Linked DNA regions of Mus musculus: region 2 is linked to region 1. Evidence: chromatin loops called from intact Hi-C (ENCODE). Cell type or tissue: left cerebral cortex. All regions are shown on one strand.

The links. Hi-C counts contacts between places; a loop is a spot of excess contacts. Peaks named below come from ENCODE experiments on the same cell type or tissue, not always from the same donor. Only the 100,000 strongest peaks of a DNase experiment are listed, where the experiment ranks them.
Region 2: a loop joins it to region 1, with 1.9 times the contacts of the local background. A loop is called at or near these places in 4 of 42 quality-filtered maps.

Annotation. Positions count from the first base shown.
Region 1 is chr16:91,829,262-91,831,761 of GRCm38, forward strand. The region is part of intron 16 of Itsn1 (intersectin 1 (SH3 domain protein 1A)); the gene reads left to right. Among named protein-coding and RNA genes, the nearest start is that of Gm52262, 74 kb to the right of the region's middle. In left cerebral cortex, no CTCF peak of the experiment used is centred here; a DNase peak (open chromatin) is centred at 1,216.
Region 2 is chr16:91,883,147-91,885,646 of GRCm38, forward strand. The region is part of intron 28 of Itsn1 (intersectin 1 (SH3 domain protein 1A)); the gene reads left to right. Among named protein-coding and RNA genes, the nearest start is that of Gm52262, 20 kb to the right of the region's middle. In left cerebral cortex, a CTCF peak has its summit at 1,226; DNase peaks (open chromatin) are centred at 2,059 and 2,344; H3K27ac peaks cover 617 bases.

The DNA of each region.
Region 1 (2,500 bases):
AGGAGTGAACTTGCTCAATTGTACAATTCCAGGAAAGTACTCTCCCTTAGGGGAGTGCTGTGTAGCCGACGTGTGTTTCATTTCACATTGCTTTCCTGTTTGTGTGTGTGTGTGTGCGTGTGTGTGTGTGTCGTATCAGTATGGGAGGTGCCTCTTTGAGTTCTCTATCCCCAGTACAATAAAAGCTGTTCTCGCTTGCTCTCACTGTAACTTACTGCTGTATTAAGCAGAAAGGATTTAACATGGGGACAGTCTCACAGAGTCTCCAGGTAGTGGGTAGTGCCTGGATGTAAACCTTTGAGGACCGTCAGCTTCGGAACACAGGAGAAGCACAGCGTTTGCCTTAATGATTGCTTTTCTACCAGTTTGGCCTAAGACTCGGTTCAGATGCTAGGGAAAGATGCTCAGGCAAAGGCTTGTGACTGACACTCAGATCTGTGGGCTAGAGATGTTAGTGCTCGTAGCTGTTGCCATTGCTGCAGAGAGCACCATCAGATGGACTGAGTCGCGGTCTTGTGACTCTGTGTGTGTGTGTGTGTGTGTGTGTGTGTGTGTGTGTGTGTGTGTGTGTGTGACGCTGCTGCGTGTGGTGTCAGAAGTTCTTAGCTTTCCCCACACACACTGGCCCTTTCCCAAATAGGCTTATTTTGAAATTATAACATTTCTTTTTGCCTTCTACATTCTTATTTTGACTTCTTATTATCAGTAAAGTTCATATGGCAAATGCAAATCATAGCTGTGTTGTTGATCCTTTAACGTCCATTCACGGGGGTCCACTGAAGGGGCTGTGTTGACTGAGGTTTTTTTGTTTCTGGAATTCCTCTGAAATCTGCGGAAACCAAAAAAGAAATGAGACAACTGAGAGACTGCGTTAGCATTTAGTTTCTCTGTGATCTCCTGCTGTTTCTCTTTATGTCCACCACGCTGGAAAATACAAAGCGGTTTTCCCCTGACTTTAGAGCATGTGTTCAATAGCAAGCAAAATTTCTGTAGGAACTAGACCAGAAGGAGCCTCGGCCTGACCCTTGGCGTTTCTGCAGCAGACAGCAGTGCTTCCGGGGCATCTGCACAAATGCTGTAAGATGCACTCCTCCCGTTCCCAGAGAGGTGCCGTGCCGGCGCGGTCACCCACGGGTGCACAGCTGCTCTTTTCTCAAAGGCCCCGGCAGTAAGTCAGGGTTCAGCAGATTCATTTCATGTTCGTGGAGGTTATGCACTCCCAGGCAAGAAGACAGAGCTGTTGGCCGGCCTTAGCTGCTAACAACACTTTAAGGAGAGTTGCCTGGGACGCCACGCCCACGTGAAGCAGCTGACTGTGGGCGTGCATGGATCCGGTGAGGATCGCTGCCCCGTGTCACTCGCCGGCCTCACCGCACTACACACGGCTTCCTTTTGTAGGTATAAATGCATTTTGTTTTGACTGAGACAATAAAGACTGAGGATTTTATAGTCTTTCTATACACACATAATCACAGAATCTACTTTTATTCTTTTCCCTAGACTCATTCTTCCGCTAAAGGTCTTACCCATTTTCTTTACCCTGGGAAGAATTAGCTTTTTATCTTATCTGATAAGCTAGGGAAAGTCTTGAGTTTTCATCTAAAATGAGGACAGAATCTTGCTGTAGGCAGACAGCAGGCCTTTGTTTCATATTGGAACCAGAATATTAAAACTTATAGCAACAGCTCAGTGATAGACCATTTGCCTACCATGAATGAGACCATAGGTTTAATCCCACTGCAAAATAAATAATAAGTTAGCATACTTAGAATCACAGCACTGCTGGCAACTTTGGGTTTAACACATGACCTCAAATCCGCGACCTTCACCCTTCATTCTGCGCTCTTAGAAATGTGAGACTCTTGCTCCATTTCACAGAGGCTATTTTCCATGCATTTATCAGATGGAGACAACTATAGCCAGTGGTAGTCTGAGCAAGGTTCACCCGGTTCCCACACGGTCTCTACATAGGACTCAAGATGGGCCTAGTTCTGCATTGCCCCCAAGACAAGAATCTCACTGTAGCAGTTACACTTTGCTATCGTCTCATAAAGGAAAGTTGGTGAGGCAGACATACAACACCCTGACATAGAGGCTCCTTCCTGTGCTGGAGATTCCTGACTTGACATGCCTAAAATTCAAGACTTGAAAGATTTGATGGGAACTTTAAGAATTAAACTCTGGATGGGGTCAAGCAAACCATCTAACCAGTATACTAGCCAAGAGCAGATTTTGATAGTGAGTATTGCTACTAAATTGCTATTATTTCTCTCCCCTCCCCTCGTTTATTTGTATATTTGTTTATTTATTTTTAGAGACAGGGTTTCTTTGTGTAGCCTTGATTGTCCTAGAACTCACTCTGCCCTGCCTCTGCCTCTGGAGTGCTGGAATTTAATTCACCACACCAGTATGCCCAGCTAAATTACTATTTAGCATCTTCATTCAGTGACCAAATTTATTTACCATAAATTTGTTTATAAAATGTATCTTACATACAACC
Region 2 (2,500 bases), 54 kb after region 1:
CCCTGGGCCAAGCTTCCTGCATCCTGATACCCAAGGGAGCGGCCACAACCTTTACACCCCCTAAAGAAAACTTTTAAATCGAATGACTTTTCCAGTTCCCCTGCTTTGAATAATGGAGGATTTTTAAACCTCTTGTTTTTTTCTAAATACTACTTTTTTTTCAAACAAAGGATATTTGGGGAGGTTAGAATACTTTTTTCAAGTCTTTCATGGTTCTCTGGGTCTGGAAATCATCTTCATGGTATCCCAGGGTCAGTTTAAAGAATTAAAAAGAAAGAAAGAAAGAAAGAAAGAAAGAAAGAAAGAAAGAAAGAAAGAAAGAATGAATGAATCTAAAGCCAATGTGGTTACTGTGTGACGTGGAGACAAACCTCACAAAATCTTTGCCTTTAACTGGGTTCTAGGTCCAGGGGCCAGCGTGGCCATTTCACATCTTCAGGAAGGCTTGCTTGAGTTAGACTTGCATAGCTTAGGATTCTGGGGCTAACAGCTCAAACCTGCAAGCTTCCCTGGGGTCTCAGTTCTCGGTTGGGTGCTGTGTACATCCAAAGGCTGCTCTGTCTAGGGCAAGGTGTACCGCAGCCCTCAAGTGCATCCAGAGCTGGCCCTGAGCCATGTTCCTGCACCTCCTGCTGTTCTCCAGAACTTGTACCCAGAGGAGCCTCCAGAATCCCAAAGAGGCAGGCATCTCTCCCAACAGGACCTCATTCCAGTTTCTCAGTCATCCTTGTGTCTTCTGGTCATGACTCCCTTGTTGTAGAAAGCAGTTGGCATTTCTCAGCAGGGACTCTTGGCAGGTGGTGAGGGCTCTCTGTCCTGTGTATTTTAGTCCATTACTCCTGGGCCAACCTGACAATTCCAGCCTTTGCTTTCTTGTTAGAACAGGAATACACTCAGCCTTGCGGGTGGGATGCAGTAACTTCCCGATGTACTATGAGGATGACATTAACTTGGAGAGGGGCAGTGTCACCTTCAGCCTGGGCAAACAGTACAACCATCAGCCTTGTAGGGGCAATATGACCTTTAGCCTGTGGGGGGACAATACCACCGTGACCCGTGTATGTGTGTGTGTGTGTGTGTGTGTGTGTATACAAATACCACCTTCAGCCTGGGGGGGAACGACAGAGTACTATCTTCAGCCTTGGGGTGGGAACAGTAGAACCTTTAGCCCACATGTGGGGTGCAGCACCACCTCCAGCTTGGGGTGCAGTACCACCTTCAACCTGCAGGGTGCGCAACACCACCTTCAGCCTGAAGGGCCAGCACTACCTGGGGAGCGGAGAGAAATAGCAGTGTCAGCTTCAGCTTCAGCCTAGGAGGCAGCAGTGTGTTCAGCAGGGGAACCTTTCACTAGAGGAGACACCACTTCCAGTGTCAAACCTTTGCATCTCCAAGGTCTGAGATGGACCCTGGAAGGCCGGCACCTGCCTTCATCCTGCAGTGCAGCACGACTCAGCACAGCCATGGCGAAGATCACAAAATCACCAAAGGAAGAAATGAGGCAGCACACAGGCATTTGTTTGTTTGTTTGTTTTTTTGAGACAGGGTTTCTCTGTGTAGCCCTGGCTGCCCTGGAACTCACTCTGTAGACCAGGCTGGCCTCGAACTCAGAAATCTGCCTGCCTCTGCCTCCCGAGTGCTGGGATTAAAGGTGTGCGCCACCACTCTCAGCTTGCAAACAGGCTTCTGAAGCCAAAAAATTGTATGCAAAATGTGTGTGGGTATTTCGTATAGTGCATAGGGCTTTTTATAGCTGGGTACAAGAGCCCACAGGGCCCAACAGCTGCCCCAAGGGGACCGTGATGTAACGGGACATTTGTGAGACTTGCTGGCCCACTGTTGATGTTGGTGCTGAGCACTGTGCAAGAGTTCTCCTATCCCTGCGGGCAGGAGAACACTGGAAGCACGGGGACTGTGTCCACGAGGGACCCAGCCACAAATGCTGGGGCCACATTTAGCTATTGAACAAGAAATGGCCCGAGTCCCGGGTTCTTGGATTCACCCTTAGGACAATGGATTAAAATAGGGCAGGGACTGAATATGCCTTCCACAGCTCAAGCGTTTCCTAGGTGACTTTCTCAAAAAGAAAGGTTAAAGGATAAAGAAGTGGAGTGAGTGGGAGGAGTCTCGGCATCCCAGAACCCTGCGCTCACCCGGCTGCTGGGGGACTTTTGGATCTGGCTTCCTTCTGGGGGGCATTGCTAAGACAGATGTTTGAGAAGGCGCCATAGCAGGCTGAGCCATCTGTGTGACTGAGCCCAAGTTTAGAGACAAGTGCAGGCTATGGAGTCTAACTCACCTTGCAGCTTTGAGGTCAGGCTCAGTGGTGGATGGGAAGGCGTGGAGAGCGTTTCTATAACGATAGCTTAATTCCCGCCGGTTTCCTGGCACCGTCTTGGCTACCCTGGGCTGTTCCATCCCAATGAGAAACAAACCGAATGGTGCAGAAAGGGGAGGGAGCAAAACCTACCACTGTAACTCTAGGAAGTCTGGAAGCTGA